Linked DNA regions of Mus musculus: region 2 is linked to region 1. Evidence: chromatin loops called from intact Hi-C (ENCODE). Cell type or tissue: left cerebral cortex. All regions are shown on one strand. Each heading gives the region's core, and the rest is flanking DNA. Links, peaks and the distances in the headings are about the cores only. Region 1 overlaps Cdyl2 (chromodomain protein, Y chromosome-like 2). Region 2 overlaps Cdyl2 (chromodomain protein, Y chromosome-like 2).

Region 1 (10,388 bases), core at 1,462-9,461:
GAAAGAAAGAAAGAAAGAAAGAAAGAAGGAAAGAAAGAAAAAGAAACTGAAATCTGGGCAGTGGTGGCACACGCCTTTAATCCCAGCACTTGGGAGACAGAGGCAGGCAGATTTCTGAGTTCGAGGCCAACCTGGTCTACAAAGTGAATTCCAGGACAGCCAGGGCTATACAGAGAAACCCTGTCTCGAAAAAAAAAAAAAAACCTAAACTAAAACAAAAAACAAACAAACAAACCCTGAAGTTCAAGAAAGCGAAAACATAGAACTAAATGGGAAGAAATCAGTAAAAACAGGGACTGCAGGACATCAGAAGCCATAGGCAGTGATTCTCAGCCCTCTTTTTTTTTTTAAGATTTACTCATTCATTCATGTGAGTACATTGTCACTCTCATCAGACACACCAGAAGAGGGCATCGGATCCCATTGTAGATGGCTGTGAGCCATGTGGTTCCTGGGAATTGAACTCAGGACCTCTGGAAGAGCAGTCAGTACACTTAACCTCTGAGCCATCTCTCCAGCCTAGTTCTCAACCTTCTTAATGCTGAGACCCTTTAACACAGCTCCTCATGTTATAGTAATCCCACCACCACCACCACATACACACACCATAAAATTACTTTCATTGCTACTTCATAACCATAATCTTGCTACTGTTAGGAACTGTAATGTAAATATCTGATATGTGGGATAGCTGATATGTGACCCCTATGAAAGAGTCATTTTACACCCCCCACCCACAAAGGAGTCACACAGGTTGGGGACCACAGGTTGAAAACCAAATGCAATAGAGGGGTGCTTCAATGAAAATTATTTATGGGGCTGAAGAGATGGCTCAGCAGTTAAGAGCACTGACTGCTCTTCCGGAGGTACAGAGTTCAAATCCCAGCAACCACATGTTGGCTCACAACCACCTGACGCCCTCTTCTGGTGTGTCTGAAGACAGCTACAGTACACTTACATATAATAATAAATAAATCTTTAAGAAAAGAAAGAAAGAGAGAAAGAGAGAAAAAATTATTTACAACCTAGAAGACCACACTCAGCTAAACCATAGGTCAAGTGGGAGAGTAGAATTAAGACATTTTTAGAAACATATTTGATTAATATCTCCTCGTCTGCTTTTCTTAGGGACCTACTAGAGGTCAACTCCACCCTGACAATAGTGTGAGAAAATCAGAAAAAATACATGGAGCCCAGCCCAACACAGGAGGGACAGAGAGAAACCAGAGGCGGCAGGGGATCCCACAATGACGGATATGCACTAGACCTTGAGGAAAATCAATCCAGATTGGCACAGGTTTGACATTTTCTTGGCCAAGGATGATTCGAGGCTCCAAATTCCTATCCGCCCTCCAAAGTAAACAGACAGGCATACGGCAAACCACCAGACCCATCACTTGTATTGTGACATCCATAACAACAACAGTGTGTGCATGAAGTGGATGATTAGACCACAGACGTGCCAAATTTCACGGAGGATGGTGCCAGGCTCTCCTCCTTTTAACACCTCTGGAATCAGGAAGCATTTCATAACAGAGGAGTAGCCCACCTTGATGGCTCAGACGCCACTGTCTGGCTAAAGCCATTTTTCATTGATAGTATCTTAGAGTCCGTGAAATACGTGTTCCTCGTTGTTAGAAGCCACACTCAAGTCTGGAGCCCCTTTGAATCGCATCTTGGCAGGAGTGTTCTACAGTCCACAGTCTGTAAATAGAGACAAGCTGCAGACTCCCAGAGAGAAAATGTTCCTGGATGAACATACTCAAAGCCAGGATATACATGTGTCACCTCGCAGAACTGGAGGGAAACGGTGGTCCTTATTTCCCCTCTCTTTCTCCTTCTGAGTGTTGTAGCATGCTTTCACTCTCAAGATGTGAATCCAAAATTTAAGTATCTCAAATAACAAGAGTGAAATGTTTTCACTGATGGCAAAGACTCTGGGCATCAGCAGAAAGGTAAGACCAAAGAGGTACCATAGCGGGGTAGAGAACGTCCTTTATCCCAACAGAAAACTAAACTGGGCTGGGGACACAGCTTAGGGCAACACCAGACTCAGATCCCCAGAACCCGCATTAAAAGCTGAGTGCAGTGGTGTACATCTGTAATGCTAGCAGGAGAGGCAGCTCCTGGGGGCTTTCCGGCCCAACAGTGTAGCCCAATTAGTGAGTCCCATGTTCCGTGAGAGAACCTTTCTCATAGACACTGACTAGGGAAGACAATAGAAGCGGGCAAGCAGGCCCGAAAGACGCATACGAAAACACACATGTATTCACGAGTCACATTCCATGAATCAATACACATTCTGCACACGTTTCTGAACTGTGTCACCTGTGCCCATGGGGCGGGGGGAGAAGGGACTGCTTATCCAATAGACCGAAAGATGACAAAGCCACTGGCAAAGGAAAAGCTGAGAAGAGAATGGGATTAGAAGGAGGATACAGAAGATGGGTTCAAAAAGTCAGTTGTCTAACAACAAAAGATGATTAGCCCAGCTGTGGGTAGAAGGGAGTTCACTAGAAGGCGCCATTTCCCATTTCTGATAGCACATTCTAAGTAGTCTCATAATGCCATCTGGTTGTGCGACAGCTCTGCCCTATTTCCACATTACACAGGTGCTGAAAAGCCTGGATACCCTCTGAGGCTCCCTGGACAGGTTCACAGCAGCCTCCTTGAAGGCATGGGTGTCCTCACTTCAGATCCAGTAGGAAATGACATTTTTTTAAACCCATCGTCTTGGGACATTGTTGGTAGGCCAACATGGAGCAATGATTATCAGTACGAGAAGTGGACTGAGTGTCTTGGCTGTATACTTTCCCCAGTACTTTGTCAATCAACACAAGGAGAGCAGTTGTCACCACAAGGGAAACTGTACTCAATGCTCTGGAGACCAAGCAATGCATCCCCACAATTGCCAAGAGGCTTGGAAACTTCTACCAGATCGCACAGGACGATGGCCTTTGGCCCGGCCTGCCACAGTGATTGCAAAGGTCCCTTCTGCCCATTCCTCTCCCCAAGTCTTACCTCCCCTCCAAAGCCAGGCTGCTATGATATAATCTAACAGTATAATCTACCCTCCCTGGCACTGACTTCCCTAGAGGATGAAGCCGATCCCTGGCGGTAAAACACAGTTTCCCAGAATCACTCCAAACCAAAGACTGACGACACTCACTAAGTCTTGCCGGGAACAGAGGTGAGAGATGATGAGTCCATCAGTACTGAAAATAATTACACCTTGAACTCAATGAAAGCACGCTCTGCATTCTGGTTAGATGCCTGGCACGACACTCCATCGTAGGTCATCTAACGGACGATACTAGGAAACTCCATCAGTCAATGCTCAGAATTTTTAGCGGTATAACTTCAAGATTTGACCTGGCCAATGCGTGAGTCTATATAAAGTAAGGAGGGCTCAACTTAGAAACACAGAAGCCAGGGCTACATGGGATAGGACTCAGGGCCACGAGCACTGTCCCATCCTGGTTTTGAAGTACACAAACATCCAAAAGAGCGCCACCTGCTGGCAGCAAGGACTCAAACTCAGGAGCCCAAGGGGGATATTCCACATTCGAGCCACAACTGCAAACCACCAAAAAGAACAAGAAACACTGTCAGAATGGGGGCTCTGGATGAAGTGAACAGAACACACAAGGATGTTCCCCATAAGCAAGAGACTCAGCCATCACACAGCGCACCGGTGGTCAAGCTGCCAGGAGAGTTCTGAGGATGAAACATTTGCAGAGCAAACCTGTCTTAGTCAGGGTTTCTATTCCTGCACAAACATCATGACTAAGAAGGAAGTTGGGGAGGAAAGGGTTTATTCAGCTTACACGGCCATGTTGCTGTTCATCACCAAAGGAAGTCAGGACTGGAACCCATGCAGGTCAGGAAGCAGGAGCTGATGCAGAGGCCATGGAGGGATGTTACTTACTGGCTTGCTCAACCTGCTTTTTTATAGAACCCAGGGATGGTCCCACCCACAAGGGGCCCTCCCCCCTTGATCACTAATTGAGAAAATGCCCCACAGCTGGATCTCATGGAGGCATTTCCTCAACTAAAGCCCTTTCCTCTGTGATAACTCCAGCTTGTGTCAAGTTGACACACAAAAGCAGCCGGTACAAAACCTGACAACTGGGGTCCTGGGTGAAAGGACGGAACTGATTCTTACAAGTGCTCATCTGACCTAACATGAACACAAGGACAACCACCCCTCCCGCAGTCACAAACCGTATCACACTAATCTAAACTTTTTAAATAATGCAAGGGATGCCCACGCTACCATACATGCTGATAAGCCCCTCATTGTATTATGACTACATTATCATGAAGGCTATTTCTGAGAAAAATACAAACTATGGTAGAGAGTACAGTGTGAATCTTGGGCCTGAAGAAATGGCCCCATTAGTTAAAAGTGCTTGCTGCTGTTGCAGAGGACCTGGGTTCGGTTCCCAGCATGTACATCGGGTGGCTCACCACTCCTATCAACCTAGCTCTGGAGGAGATCTGATGTCCTCTTCAGGCATACACATCATATACACACGTAAAGTAAAAGTAAAACTGAAAAGAAGAAACAGTGCAAGCCACATCTCTGGAGTCTCTCAGGCTCTTCCATCTGTGTATAAGCTTCTTCCGTAAAATGGGATTAATAACGACCTCCTCCTTCACCGTCAGGAAGAGAGGAACTCTTTCACGTAAAGCACTGAACTTTAATATGGTCCAGGACAGGGTCCCTCCATAAGGGAAGGATGGCTGCCTTGTTTGATATTCTAATAGTTAGTGAGTGAGCTGTGGTGAGAGAAGGCTAAGGCATCAGAGACCCCCACCCCACCCCCAAAAAGGATCGGCCCCAAGTCAGCACTGGAGATCAGAAAGACTGGGCTAGAGAGCTGGAGAATGTTTACACAAAACATGATTTTCTCAAGGGTTCCACAGACCTGACCACTGGACTACCAGTGGCATGCTCAGAAGCCCCGTACTGCTTCAGAGTAACTTTTACATTAGCTTCCTGTCTCTCCAAAACAGCCCTACGCCAATCAGAGAGCTCTGTGACAGCCCTAGGCCAATCAGAGAGCTCCGTGACAGCTCTAAGCCAATCAGAGAGCTCCGTGACAGCCCTAGGCCAATCAGAGAGCTTCGTGACAGCTCTAAGCCAATCAGGGAGCTCTGTGACCAAGACAGTCTCTTTAAGATCCAGACGCCTCTCCTAGCCAAGTGGGAAAGGTGGGGCCTTGGAATTATAGTGACCAGCGCCAGTGCTTCCCTGGTCAGGGGTCAATGGACTCTCCACATCTGCCCATCTAACCCTGAGCAACCTGCCCTGTACTGCATAGTGCAATGAGCTTGAGACTGCAACACAAGATGGCACTGCTAGCCCTGGGCCAGAGAGGGCGCGGGAGAAAGGGGAGAGGGAAGAGAGGAAGGTGGTTAAGAGCACTGACTGCTCTTCCAGAGGTCCCTGAGTTCAATTCCCAGCAACCACACGGTGGCTCACAACCATCTGTAATGGGATCTGAGCCCTCTTCTTGTGTGTCTGAAGAGAGCTACAGTGTTCTCATATACATAAAATAAATAAATCTTTTTTAAAAAGTTATAAACCCCCGTCTGTCTTATGAGCATCCATTTGTCGGCTCCTGAATCTAACTGCAAGTACACCCCCACCGTCAACCCACTTAGAATTCTCGGCACTTCAAACCCTTCTCATCAGGCTTGTCTCGTCTGAATATTCTAATTTCTAGACAAAACAAGACGCGGAACCATCACCCACAGAGTCGTAACACAAATAACCACTCACACGAGTATGGTCTGAACCTCATTCAAATCACAGCATTTTGTTCCACAACTCACTCATTCATTCATTCATTCATTCATTCACTGTGTGTGTGTGTGTGCTTATGTGTATGTCTGAATGTGTGTGTGCGTGCATGTGTGTGCAGGGGTCAGAGTTCAGCCTCAGGTGTTGTTCCTCAGGATCCATCCACTCTGAAGTATTTTAGATTTATTTCATTTTATGTGTACAAGTGTTTTGTCTGTGTGTACAACATGTGCTTGCCTGATGTTCTCAGAGGCCAGAAGAGGGCGCTGGATTCCCTGGAATTGGAATTTAGGATAATGGTGAGCCACTATATGGGTGTAGGAAATGAAACTCGAGTCCTCTACAAGAACCATAAGTACGGCTGAATCAACTCTCCTGAATTCCCACCTTGTTTTTGGATAAACCGTTTCTCTCCCTGGACCTGGGGCTTGCTGATTAAGCTAAGCTGACAGGTCAACAAGCCTGGGGGTTCTGGGTGGGGGTGGGAGGTCAGGGGACGTCCTCCTGTCTCCATCCCACCAATGCAAACATTACCAGTACAAGTTACTACATCTGGCATTTTACATACAACTCATGTTCTCCTGATGGCAGGGGCACAGACTTTGTCACTTGTGCTATCCGAAGCCCCGCTCTCTATTGTTTATTAAGTTACTAATTTAAGGGGATTTACTTTTAATCATGTAAGTAGCTGTGTGAACATGAGAACAGGTGCCTGCAGAGGCCAGGGACATGGAATCTCCCTGGAGCTGGAGCTGTGGGAAGTACCTGACTTGGGTGCTGGGAATCACACCCGGGACCTCTGGAGGAACATCGCTAGCTCTTCCCACCGGGCAGTCTCTTCAGCCTCCCTGAGTCACTAATTTTTTACTTTTCTAATCCCCAACTCTGTGTGTGTGTGTGGGGGGGGGGGGGTGTCAGAAAGCAACAGAATAGAACTCACCTGTGTGCCCTGTGACAGGGAAGACAAGACAAGCCTGTGACTGAACAGCGGGATCCTGAGAAAAGGAGATGAGGCCTGATGTCTGCTAGGTGGAAGCACCTGGTCACAAGGACCGCATGCAGTAGGACATCATTTGTGTAAAAAGGCAGACCAGGAAAACCCATGGAAAATACACACTTATCAGTGGCTGCCTGGAGCTGGGGGACCTGGTGGGGCTATGCTGCTGGGAGAGGTTCGTGATGGCTCTTTTTGATGACGGAAAATGTCCTAAAATGGCCGTGGCTATGGCTGCTTACATTTAATAAGACGGGTTTTGTTTGTTTGTTTGTTTGTTTAAGTGACTGGTCAGAAAATGTCAGTGGAGAACGGTGCTTGCTAACTAAGCCTAGTGACGTGAGTCTGACTCCCGGGACCCTCATGCCTTTTGCTCAGACTTCCACACTGGTACCATGGAACACGTCCCACTCCCCCAAAACACACAAATAAACATAAGACAAATAAATACTTCAAAAAGGAAAAAAAAATCCACATTGGCTTATGTTGAGGTTAGGCCAGGATTTTCCTCCCAGCCCCATGCTCCCAGAAATAAGACTCAGACTCACAATATATTTACAGACACCCTGGCCATAGAGCTAGGCTCTTCCCTGAATTGATATAACTTAAAATAACCCATTTATTCTGACCTGCATTCTGCTACGTGATTAGTTACCTGTGTTCAGGTACTGGGCATCTGTCTTGTCCCATCTCCCCAGGAAGGAAATCTCCTCGCCTGCCTCTATCCCAGAATTCTTTCTCCTCCCGGATATCCCACCTTCTACCTCCTGGCTAAGCCATAGGTCAGCTAGGCTTTTAATTGACAGGTGGATGTATCCATACAACACACAAGATAGTCTCTCTATTTAATTCCCCTTTGAATGGGAAATTATGTTGAATGTTTTGGTCCAGTGATTGTAGGTATGCGAATAATAAAAATAACAGTAATGTTTATTCAAAAGTTAAAGTTGGCAGGCTGGGAAAATAGCTTTGTTGTTTTTTGGTTTTTTTTTTGTTTGTTTGTTTGTTTGGTTGGTTGGTTTTTGTTTTTTTATGTGGTTGTTAAGCAAGTACCCCCAGGTGATCAGAGCATTTTCCTCAAAGCAACAAATGAAATTTGAATGTGCATAGTGAATGTGCATATCCGGGGCGTTACTCCGCTTCCAAAGAGAGGAAGTACTGATACTTGTGGCGTGAATGAACCCTGAGGACGGTGTCCTGAGGGAAGAAAGCCAGTTTCCAGACTCCTACAGGATTCTACTTCCATGAACTGTCTGGAGTAGTGACATTCTTAGACAGAGACTAGAACAATCACTTCCAGGGGCTGAGGCAGGAGAATGGGGCATGATTTTCATTGACAGTCTCAACTTTGCATGAAAAGAGCTACCTGGATGGGCCACAGGTGAGAGCTATCCGTCACCGTGAACGTTCTTCCTGCCTCTAGCTCTGCTCTTAAAATTGCTTAAGATGACAAATTGCAGTGAACTTGATCACAATTAAAATAGACAGACTGGAAGGATCCAAAGGCTTGAAGGGAGAGAAGGGAAATGATTTCACAGGGAAAAAAAACGGAGAGCAAGAGCCAGAGTCCCTGCAGGACAGGTACAAGGCATAGCCTGGTGCTAGCAGGCTCGTGGCAGCACTCGGCTCATCACTACCTTCTGGGGTGGGCTGGCCTCACCCACAACCTGCCAGCCACACCGCCACCCACACCAACCCTGAAACAAGCCAGCTCAGAGCTCAGGGGGTGGGAGCAGAGTGACTCACTGAGCCATAGAACTCTGACTTCTGACAGAGAAGAGCCCCACCTCACCCCGGCCCCACACCTGTGACCTCTGTCTATACGGTTACCAGAAATGCAGATTTAGGCTCAGCCATCAGGGCAGGGCAGGGCAGGGCAGGGCAGGGCAGCCCAGGCAGTCAGGGACATAATGGAGACACAGTGACCTTCAGGATCCAAGGATGCAGTTCCCTTCATTGTCAGGTCTCCCATGGGTGGGTTTCTGGGGTAAATGGTGTAGGAGGTAGGGAAGACGTGTGAGGAGAAGGCTCATGAAGTGCTCAGAAAATCTAGGAAAAGGCAAGCAGTGAGAGCTGAGGCTGTCACTCGGTTGGGAGGATGTTGAGCTAGCATTAGGGAAGTCCCAGATTCCAGTCCTAGCACCACCTAAACCTGGTCTGATGGGGCACACCCATAATCCCAGTGTTGGGGAAGTGGAGGCGTAAGATCAGAAGTTCTTGGTTTACCGCCAGCCACTTAATGAATTCAAAGTTGAAGGTCAGTCTGGGACATAAGAAAGGATATCTTTAAAAAAGAAAGGGGGGGGGGGAGGGAGGGAAGGAAGGAGGAGGGAGGGCAAGATAGACTGAACTAGGCAGAAGCAAAGCTCACAAGGATCCTGGCTGACATCCTAAGTTATGGTCCATGGAGGGACAGACACTACCAAGACGTAACAAAGCCGGAGGCTGCACTGGCCCCCTTGTTCCCCACCACAAGCCCATCTCATGGCCCATGGTCCACCAGAGGTCCATCTCCACTGTGTAGCTTTCCCTTCTGCAGGAGTAGAGAGTGGGGAGTCAACATCTAATTGGGGGGACAGAGAGAGGCAAAGGAGAAGCCCTGCCTCCCCATCATGGCTATACCGTTTGTGAAGCCCCACCATCATGACTGGAGGACATTTAATACTGTCTTATAACCTCTAAGCAGGGCAACTGAGAAAAAGGAAATAACTATATCAATTAATGTCTATGAAAGAGTCAAAAATAGGACTTTACTATCCAATTGTACATCTCGTTTATTAAGAGACTAAGAAAGACAGAGATTAAAGAAGCAACTTCAGAAATCTGTCTGGTTACCAAAAAATAACAAAAAAAATAAATAAATAACAACCACAAAAAGAACCTTATCAACAACCAGCAGTAACTGCTTAGAAAATATGGTAGGAAAAATACCCTATTTAGAGAAGCAGCAAAAAATATAAAATGCCTGGAAATGAAATTTAACCAAAGTGGGGAAAAGCAGTGCAGGATTCAACGAAGAAATGTGCAAAACGGCAACATATTTTAAAACGCCATTTATACCAAATGGAGATGATTCTATATTTGTGGACGGGAAGTTCATTACTATAAACATGTTAATTTTCTCAAACTCAACTTCAAACTTCGAGCGATTATTAATCAAACTCCCATCTGGAATTTTTTAAACTTCACAAATTTATTTTAAGTAAATAAGAAGCAGAAATAGCCCAGGGGAAATATGTTTAAAAAAAAACTGAATTTAGACTTGTAGTAATATTTATTACAGAAAACTACCATAAAAAGTAGCTCTACTGTAAGCACAAAGAGAAACTGGAATTGTATAAAAAGCACAAAGACATACCTATAGATATATAGTGTATGCCTTGCAGTAAGCAAATATATATACCCCTACACACACAAACACACACACACACACACACAAACACACACACACACACACACATATATAATTTTAAATTCTATATTCATTAAAGTGTATGGAAACCTAGATAAGTAAAAGAAATTATGATGTGTTGCCATCTATGAGTATGAGCCCAGAACTCAAGAATTAAATGTAAAATAAATAAA
Region 2 (10,388 bases), core at 1,666-9,665, 48 kb before region 1:
ATCACACACACATCACACACCCCACATACACACACATCACACACACATCACACACCACACACAAACACACATACCACACACACACCACACACACACACACACACACAGAAAGACAGAGAGACAGAGATTGGTGCATATACAAAGAGACTGAGTGACTGGCTAGACAGACAGACAGACAGAGAGACAGACAATAGATAGTTAGATGAATGAATGCAATTAAAATAAACAAACTTGAAAAAAAAAATCTAGGCCATGACCTAACTGGAGAAAGTCAATTTCCCTCTTGGGTTTGCCAGCGGTTTGGTTGCTCCTACTTAGAGAGCTTTAGATTTTTCCATTCTAGCCCGGCACCCTCTGTAGAGTGCAGTGGCTAACTTAGACCAGAATTTAGCTTCACAGCACAAAGGGCTTAAATGCATCCATTAGCACCAGTTACTTGCCACACATCGAAGGGCAAAGCATAAAGCCCTTAAGCCCTTGTACTACTGGCTTTGAAAACTCCCCACCTCTGAACACCAAAAGGCCTGGTCGGTGCTGGTTTTGCATAGGTAGCTGGCACTGGACAAAAGCAAAAAGAACAGCCGTGGGCCAGGTTTCACAGGCAGGTTGAGGGCTGTCACTCAAGATACCCAAAGTCATCCTACATCAGATGACCCTGTGCCTCTTTCAGGACAAAACCAATGCTCTGGGAAGCAATAGTGGCTGAGAGAGCCAGGTTTCAAGATCAAAGCAGGGAGTAAGAAATGTCTAGAACAGTTTTGAGGCAGTACTGAGGGGACTGAGAGAAGCCAGAGGGTCACTGAGGACGACGACTGACCACTGGGCTCAGAGTGAGACCAACTGACAATTTTCCTTTGTCTCCCTGACCAGTCTGGAAATCCACCCTGTCTGAGACCCACCAGAGAAACCTGGAATGTGTTCTCTGGTCCAAGAGTCTGCAGAGTCTGCATGAGTCAGGGGCAGCCCAGCCCGCCCACTCGCTCTAGAATCCTCATTTACATTATCCATTCTGGAACATAGAACTGACCACTCAGCCTCAGGCTCCTGCTGGAGCTTTCTAAGAGTAAGTTCAGTCTTAAGTTATATTTATTTTACTTTGTGTTGGAGGAAGAGGGGGAGAGAGAGAGGAAGGGAGGGCAGGAAAGAGGAAAGAGAGCAGGGGATAAAGGAAGGAGGGATGAAAAAAGGAGGGAGGGAGGGAAAGAGAGAAAGACTCAAGTTCAGGCTGTCCCTGAACTTGCTAGGTAGCCAAGGATTATCTTGAATTTCTGACCCCCGGGCTCCACACTCAGAGCATCACAATTATAGGCATGCAGCACCTGAGGCTCTGACCCAAGACTTCACACATCAGGCAAGCACTCTAACAACCATCCTTAAGTTGTACTTTTTGTGAACTTAATCTTATCAAAGGTTTGCAGATTCAAGTCAGAGAAGAACACCCCAGTTATGTTTGTGGGTAATCAGGGTTTACAAATTGCTTTTCGCTGCCCCCAAAGCCAGGTGGGTATTACTTCGAGGTCAGCTCTGGGGTTAAATTGCCTGGGCTTGTCTCCTGAGCCCAACCTGTGCCATCTGTAGCCTCCTCCTGCACTTTAATATGGGTGTAACAGCTGCCTCTAGAAGCCACCACGAGGACCACAGAGCATCCTTTGCGAACATCAGAATCTCACAATATAGCTCCTTTACCCTGCTTCTCCCATTCCACGTTCTCCCTCATACTTCAACGAGTCACAAAGGCAACTGGAAGGTCCCAGGCATAAGAACGCCTACTCTTCGGCGAGGCCCCTGGGCTCTCACAACCGCCTATGTTTTCACCTACCACCCACAGCTTATTAGTCAATGGTGGTGGTTTCCAAAATGGGGTTCCTAGGCCAACAGTACCAACTTGGCTCTGTTCAGTTTCCAGCCCACCCTCCAGGTGTGCTGAGTCTAGCTCTGCCTTTGTCAGGTCCCAAGTTCTCCCCACGAGGACAGTGTGGGTTGCTTTTTAAATGTCCACCTCGGTTCTGATCTGCAGATAAGGGAAAGCAATAACCGCATGGAGAGTGTGAAGGTTGAAGTGAACACCCTGGAAGAGAAGGCTGGCATCCTGTCAGAGGATGGATGGATGGAAAATGGCAAAGGATGCCCACCTGTCTGGGAGGGGACATGCATGGGCGGGAACAATGCAGGGAATAGTGAATCACGGAAGGCCTGGGAGACAGACAGACAGACACCAAACATGTAGAGAAATGATATTCGGAAATCAGAGAACTGTGGGCACGGGGCTTGAGGGTCCACGGGCCCTTGGAGAGCACTGACTGGGCAGCCATGCTTTGCTCTAGGGCTCAAAGGGAATGAGGGTACCTGCTGGGGAGGTGGAGTGTCCCCAGGGGTTAAAGCACAAATGGGTCTTTAAAAGAACCAGGCTGTGGCCTCTGTGGACAGTCAGGACAGGGGAGTTCCCACCAGAGCAGGAGAGGGAGGGATCCCTAAAGGGACAGCTGCTCAGCACAGCTGAAGCCTATCTTTCTTAAGAAAGAGACATGGAGACAGAGAGGCAGAGACAGACAGACAGACAGACAGACAGAAACAGAGAGAAATCCCTTATGTGGGAAGTACACAGTCAAGGAAGAGACCTTGTTTTTTAAAAAAACCATGCTCTTACAAGTTTAAAAATGCGGGAGAACATCCCAGATCTGGCAGCGAGGCGTCTATGAGCCATCGCTCACAACCACACACGTCCGTGGGGGCGGCCATCCACACTCAGCTATTAAAACTCATCGTTTGACAGGAGTGATTCACACCTGCCCCCCCGCCCCCCCCCCCGCCGCCGCCCCAGGTCCCCATTCACTCGGATGGGGCGGAGCTCATTCTAACAAGCTCCCAGAGGGATACTGAGGCAGATGGTCCGTGGACCGCAGAGTCGTTTGTCACCCCAGGAGAAGAGGGAACAGAGGTGGGCACTGAGCCATGCATGCCATATTCATCTTGAGCTTCAGCGGGGAGAGGCATGGTGTGAACCCAGAATGTGCCACCCACTGGAGCCCTGGGCTGTGGATTGTTCCTATACCATAAGGAAGTCATATTACATAAGTTACTTCTTTCTATGGGGAAGTTAAGTCATCGAGAGAGGGGGGGAAAGACATTTAAAAAGTGAACACCCCATATCCCAAACACTGCCCTGAGGTGCAGTCAGGAGCCCTCTGGGATGCTTCTGCAGGGCAAACAGGGGGAACCCCTAAGTCCTACACCCCACTGGTCAAATGGCACTAGATCCTTAGGTTTGGGTCAGAGAAAGATTAGGAGGAAAATAATTCAATGCCTAACCTGTATGTGGCACTGCCCTCAACAGAGCTTCCCTAAGGCCAGGAGCATGACAGAGACTTGTTTGGTCTCCCTACACCTCTGAATCTCAGACTGCTCTCAATGGCAAGGATGCTGCCTCCGCTTCCCCCAGTGCTTGACCCCCCTGGGTAATAAGCTAGCTGCAACCCAAGTGTCAGAGGGTGACTGAGGCAGGAGCCGTTTCTCCCACGAGTGACTACATTCGAGTTGTATATAAATACGGCAATGCTGTTCCATGTATTACATGGGACTCCATCCATGGAGGTTCAACCTCTGGTGCTTACTCAACCTAAAAGTCCGAGCCCACCAGCTTGGCCGAGGGTAGATTTTAAGTTACAAAAGATGGGCCCTTACTCCTCTCTTTGCATCTCTCTAATCTAGCCAGCGGCTAGCAGGGCAGTGGTCCTGAACCGGTGCTCCGAGAGTCAGACTTGAACTGAAGGGCTCTGGTGTCCGATGGCAAATGACACGGCCCAGTCATCCTGGTACAGAGTCTAACACACAGAAGCCGCCGAGGTACCCATCAAGAGCCAGTCTCCTGGAGCCTCTCCGCCTAAGACAGTCCATCAGATACTGTGGGATCTGCCTACATTTGTCACAGGTATCCAGGGGGATATTAGACACGTGAAATATGAGACCAACAGCCTATCCTCATGGGAGCTTGTGGGCGCCAACTCGAAAGGATGTAATTAAGCAAAAAGTTTGGGACGGCTACAAACACAATAGAGGTGGGTGGCAGCTTCCTCTCCCTTCCAGCTGGGGCCCTGGGATGTGTGAATATACATTATCTGGAGAAGATAGCAAGACACCAGACTGAGGAGGAAAAAGGTCCAGAATAGCTACAAACGCGCAGGGACTTCGGCGGGTCGGCTGGCTAGCAAGTTTCTCAGGTGATGAGGTATCTGGCCCCATTAGCGAGTTGGCATTCAAGGCGGGTCGCCAGAGCAAAAGGCTAACAGTTGCACTCCACCTCAGAAAGCAGCACAGGGCATGGGGAGAGACACCCACCCTGTGCATCACACTGCTGTCTGGCAGTCAGTCAGCAAACCATCCTCCCTTAGTGCTCCTGCTTACTCTTAGGGAAGCTGCAAGTCTGGCAGGGGGAGTGTTATCAGCTCAGTTACTGGGACCCTGCCCAGGCTCCTGCTCTTGTACCCCATGAGCCTAAGAGGCTTCCCCTGACCGCCCCTTCCTGCACCAATGGGGGAGGGGGATTCTGCAACTGCTAGCAGCTGTCACGCGAACATCAAACGGGGATGTTTATGCCAAGCCTCGTTTACACAAGCTACTTCTTCCCCCGAGAGATGAATGTTTAAGACAAACAGCGCTTCCATATGCTCGAAGCACAGGCATATCAGCACTGGGGGATCCCCAGATGGAAGCATGAGTCAGGCTGGGGCAGATGCCTAAATAAATCGCGTTAGGGTGAGATTCCTCTCTGGAGCAGGAGGAAGCTCTAAGCAATTGCCCAGGTTCCCCTAAAGATGGCAAGCTCTCCCCAACGGAGCATACTCAGAACGGTCCAGACCCCACACTCAGCATCATCACAGACGGGCACTTAACTCATGACCTAGCCTGCTCGTTACCACCTGCACCTCTGCATCCGTGTTCACTCTCATTCCATCAGGGGCATCTGAGGGCCCTGCACACTGGGCATGCACTGTTGTGTGCCCATTAGGTATTTCCTGAAGCTCCTGAGACTTCAGGCTCTGATCTCTGTATATGAAGATGCCTGTGGGTATACACAAGGGTGTTTGAGAATGGAGGGGGCATGACACTGGAGCACACAGCTTGCCCAAAGACACAGGCCACTGAGGTCTTTGTGAAGGCGCAGTCTGGCCACTGAGGATGTCACAGCATGAGAAGCTCAGGGTTCACCGCCTCCAGAGACTGTAAGAGGAGGAATTCATGTCCTAACGCAAGCTACCTACAGTCTACGTTGCTTCCAGGACAGGGCAGAAAGGAGCAGGCAAGAGAGCCGGCACAGGGCGGGGTTGGAGCTGCAGTTAGGACCAACCCACTATAGTCTGGGTGTTGGGGTTCCCCCTCCCCCGAGAGTCACAGCTTGAAACTCTGTATCCCATTTAACAGTACCAAGAGGCAAAGCCTGTGGGATGAGATAAGCTCATGAGAACTGTATCTATCATCTTGAAAGGGATTGGCGGCTTTATAAAGGAAGCTCTGCCCAGTCTGGGCAACCGTGAGTCCAGGGCAAGCCTGGTCTGAACATAGAGACTGGATAAAGAAATTAAAGAAGCACGACAGGAGTTGTACTGTCCTATGTCCCATGCATGGACACAGCTGGAAGTTAGTCATGTTCCACCTAAGAGGAACGGCCCTCCGCCTACGCTGGTGACACCAGAAGAGCAGGCATCTCCCATCATGCGCTAGCTTGGAGAACTCCATCTGTAAATGGCGTGGACAGGAGGACAGCCCCCAAGGCAGCCCCTCCCTGGACAAAGGCTGTGAGTCCCAGGGGAGGTGCAGGCCCTCTGGGGAGGACTTCTGTCTCCTGGGATGTTGGGCTGCACCCCACCCCCAGGAATGTGGATCTGGTGTGGTGACTACAGCCTGGGGTATCCTACAGTGTAGTAGGATTCTCTCTTTTTTCTGTATTTAACAGTATAGGGGGGATTGGATGTCCCCTTTACATCACAGGATCTCATTACAGTGGCCCAAGCTGGTCATGCACTCAACCTGTAGTCCCGAGTGACCTTACATTTGCAATCCTCCTACCCCAGCCTCTCACATAGCTGGGATGACAGGCCTAGCTGTAGTTAGGCCTTTGTAACCTACCGCAGGCCTCATATAGCACCTGGGGCTTGATATCCCTGTATGCAAAGGTGTCTAATAACCAGCACAGGCTTGAGGTCAAACGTCCGTGGCCTTGACGTGAGAGACCAAGAAAGGCAGAACTAAGAGGTAGCTAAGAGTTAAAGACAGAAGGTGGGTAGCAACTTAGATATTTCCCTAGGTTGAAAGAAAAGTCAGACCAAAGGGCTGAAGACATGGCTGGCTTGGTGAGTAGAGTCCTTACCCAGCATGCCCCGTGTTCCACCTTTACCTGAGACAGGATCTAACAGTGCCTGCATGCAATCCCAGCACCCAGGAGACAGAGGCAGGAGACAGGGGGGTCAAAGCCATCCTAGAATACTTGGTGAGTTTGAGGCCAACCTGGACCACATAAGATCCTGCCTACAACAACAACAACAACAACAACAACACCACAAGCTGGCCACCAGCCAAGACCAACCCAACCCTGAGAGAAAGAAAAGCCACAGACCAACTCCATTCTCCACCAGCGCGGAGTGGGTCCCGTCGCAGTCACTGGCCTCCTGCTCTCCAAGCTGGTCGTTCAACTCCAGATCCGGCTGATGGGACCCGTTTCCAAAGTGTGACTCGTCCTTCTCAGAGCCGGCATCTCCGTTCTCCAGGCCGTTCTGAGCCTTCTTCAGGGGCATGATCTGTAAGCCACTGGGGGTAGTCCTATAGGACACAGTCTTGGTGGCCCTGTCTGGAGCCTTACCCGAAGACCCCTTCTTGGGCCTGGACAGGGGAGAGTTGACGCGCTTCCGCTTGTGGGAAGATGGTTTGCTCTTCCCGGGTTCCAGAGGCCGATGGGAGAGTCTTTCCACTGGCAGGCCGCGGGCGTCGCGGAGGAGCTTGGAGGCTCCGGCCTGCTTCCCTGACTTCACCCTCTTATCCTTGGACAAGTGGAGCCCGTTGAACTCGTCGATAAACTCCTCACAGTGCAGGAGGTGATGCTCCGGTTCCCACGTGTCCTCCGTGCTGCCGTAGCCTTTCCATCGGATAAGATATTCCCATTTCCCCTTCTTGTTCTTCCTCTTGTCCACAATCCTTTCAACCTGGGGATGCAAGACGAAGAGGGTGAGAAGACGTGGGACCCAAGGATCATTTTCCAAAGGGGCCCCAAGCTGTCTGAGGTCCGGCTACAGATGGGCAGACAGACCTCAGAGTCCCCGCTAAACATCTGCCAGTCTGGCTGCCAACATCCAACCTAGAAATTCAGAGTGGAAACGAATTCATTAACAGTCAAGCTTGCTTATAGCCTGCAGATGTGCTGTGTACTTGAAGGGCTTTCAGACAGACAAGAATGTGACACATAGAGGGGAAGCCATCTGCGATTTCTGCTGAGCAATAGACAAGTATAAAGTGACAGGTGACATGTAAGATTGTGCCTAACTGGTTACTCGGTGTTCAAGGAAAGCCTTGTGCTCAGGTATACAAAACCTCCCCCAGTACTCCTGCAGAACCCACACGGCACTTTATCTGGGTTGCTGACCGACTTCATGAGGTCATAAAAATAAATAAATGGGCCAGCCTTCGCTACCCTGAGGCGCTGGTGCTTGTCATTTTGGGTAAGGGTTCTTGTTCCAGTCAATCTCAGGCAAAAAAGAATGCAATACTCCCAAGAGTGCTATGAAGGGAGCTGGCTTGTTCTGGAGCTCAGCTTAAGGCCCCAGGTTTTAGCTTAGCTGCAGCATGCCTGCCTCGCAGACAAGAGGCCCTGGATTTGACTCTGCAGCCCTGACCCTCCCTCTCAAAATTAAAACATCACGATCATGATCATGTTCATGGTGGCTCTCCAGACTATACCCCACTGGGAGCACCCACACTCTTGTTGAAATCACACGACTCCAAGCCTTCTCTAGAGATTCTTAGTTCCAGGGCTGCAGAGTGGACTCTGACTTTGAAAACCCTTTCTGACAAAGGTTTCTACTCTTACAAAAGTAAGCAATATTAATTAAGCAATACTACAGATGGCATACTAACTTATCTTTGTGATACCATTGTTATTTTTATATAATAAATCTCTTAAGAAGGTTTTTATATTAACGCGTAGTTAGTCTGTTAGGGTGGGTCAGTGCATGTGTAGAGCACAGGCAGAGGCCATCAGAGGGTGTCGGATCCCCTGGGGATGGAGTCTCAGGTGGCAAGGACCAGAGTTTTAAGAACCAAACTTACTCAGGTCCTCTGCAAAGAGCAGTAGATGCTCTTGACTGTTGAGCCATTTCTCCAGTCTTTGCATAATAAATCTAATGTATAGCTTCCATTACGCACACTGTGTTTCTGAGGCAGACACTGTACTGAAGGACGGCCTGAGACCACGTTCCCCAGACATCCCAACAAGCAAGCATCTTCTCCGCCTCTGCTTTACAGTGAGGGCAGAGCTTTACAGAGAGACTCACAGAGAGATTAAGTCACGCAAGTCCCAGGGCTGGGGAGGGAAGACCTGGGCTGGAACAATTCTCACTCTGAACTTTGTCTCTCAAGGGCTATGTGAGGCCAACCATCTCAGCTGCAGGAACCCTTCGCACCGGACAAAATGGATTTGCAACAATAAAACTGGGTTCTCCCCGATGCAGCCTCCCACCTCCCCCAGGCCATGCAGGAATGCAACATGGAGGCAGAGAGGGGTCCAGCATTTGTTGCTAGGCTACGAGGTGCCAGGCATACTGCATGGGAGGTGCGGTCATTCTCCCATGTGACAGGTGATGGTACTGTGCACATTAGCTAGTATTTCTATTGCTGTGATTAAAAACATCACAACCAAAACTGTGCACATTAGCTAGTGTTTCTACTGCGTGATTAAAAACATCACAACTTGGGAAAGAAATGGTTTATTTCAGAAGACAGCTCTCAGGCCACACTCCATCACTGTGGGAAGCCGGGCGGTGGTGGCGCACGCCTTTAATCCCAGCACTCGGGAGGCAGAGGCAGGCGGATTTCTGAGTTTGAGGCCAGCCTGGTCTACAAAGTGAGTTCCAGGACAGCCAGGGCTACACAGAGAAACCCTGTCTCAAAAAAACCAAAAAAAAAAAAAAAAAAATAATAAAAAAATAAAAAATAAAAACATCACAACCAAAACTGTGCACATTAGCTAGTGTTTCTACTGCGTGATTAAAAACATCACAACTTGGGAAAGAAATGGTTTATTTCAGAAGACAGCTCTCAGGCCACACTCCATCACTGTGGGAAGTCAGTGCACGAACTCAAGGCGGGAACTGAAGCAGAGGCCATGATGGAATGCTGTTTATTGACAGCAGTTTTGTTTTCCAGGGCTCCCCCAGCTTGCTTCCCTATACAACACACACTCATCCGCCCAGTGCTGGTACCACCCGTAGTGGGCTGGGCCCTCCCAACACACCCCAATTATTAATCAAGAAAATGCCCTACAGATTTGCCTATAGTCCAATTTTATGGAGGCATTTTCTCAACTAAGATGCCTTCTTTCTAGATATGTCTAGGTATGTGTCAAGTTGACAAAAAACAAAAAACCAAAAAACCAAAAAACCAAAAAAACAAAAAAACAACCAGGACACTGAGCATGAGGGGACTTGCCCAGGAGCACAAGCCAGGGTACAGTAGAGGTAGGTGTGAGCCTACTGTTCATGTCTAAGCCATGTGCTACTATGTAGAAACATGTTCCCTTAGATTCCAAGGACAAAGACACCCAAGGTAATGCTGGGTCTGTGCGAATGGCTGATTTATCTAAGCGAAGGGTCATTTTTATTTAACAATTTAAAGATTTACTATGTATATGGGGGTGCATATGCCACTGTGAACTTGTAGAGATCAGAAGATAGCTTACAGGAATTAACTCCTCTTCTCCATGTGAGACCCAGGGACCAAACTTGAGTCATCAGGTTTGGTGGCAAGTGCCGTTACCTGGGACTCATCTCACGGTGACCTAAGTTTACTAGCCTTTCGCCCTTGTTATACATATGGACTTGTTTTTGCCAGTGGTGACTGGTCAAAGCACGATAAATACATGTCTACAGACAGCCTGGCTCTCAATGAGACATCTCTATCACACTTCCTCTCCCCAAGGCTCAAGTATCATTGAGGAAGGGGGGCGGGCAGAAGAAAGAGGCAGAAGTTGGAGAAGAAATTGAGAGAAACAGTGTCCTCTGGACACGACAGGACCACTACACTTATGAACTCAGAGCAGCTTTAGCTGCGTATACAATACTTGCATAAGAATAAGCCGGTCAACAGTCCGGCATGGAGGGAGGTGGTCACAAGTCTCCCCTGAGCCT

The links. A loop is a pair of places that touch in the nucleus more often than their neighbours do. Peaks named below come from ENCODE experiments on the same cell type or tissue, not always from the same donor. Only the 100,000 strongest peaks of a DNase experiment are listed, where the experiment ranks them.
Region 2: it touches region 1 in a loop (2.2-fold over the local background); 4 of 42 quality-filtered maps call a loop at or near these places.

Annotation. Positions count from the first base shown.
Region 1 is chr8:116,665,663-116,676,050 of GRCm38, forward strand. The region is part of intron 1 of Cdyl2 (chromodomain protein, Y chromosome-like 2); the gene reads right to left. Among named protein-coding and RNA genes, the nearest start is that of Cdyl2, 62 kb to the right of the region's middle. In left cerebral cortex, for the core only: CTCF peaks have their summits at 3,511 (motif pointing left) and 6,060 (motif pointing right); DNase peaks (open chromatin) are centred at 5,677, 6,081, 8,482 and 8,956.
Region 2 is chr8:116,617,174-116,627,561 of GRCm38, forward strand. Cdyl2 (chromodomain protein, Y chromosome-like 2) reads right to left here. Exons shown (of 7, transcript NM_029441.3): 2 at 6,611-7,193. Among named protein-coding and RNA genes, the nearest start is that of Gm31367, 16 kb to the left of the region's middle. In left cerebral cortex, for the core only: a CTCF peak has its summit at 4,797; DNase peaks (open chromatin) are centred at 1,829, 2,742, 2,957, 4,109 and 4 more places; H3K27ac peaks cover 3,320 bases.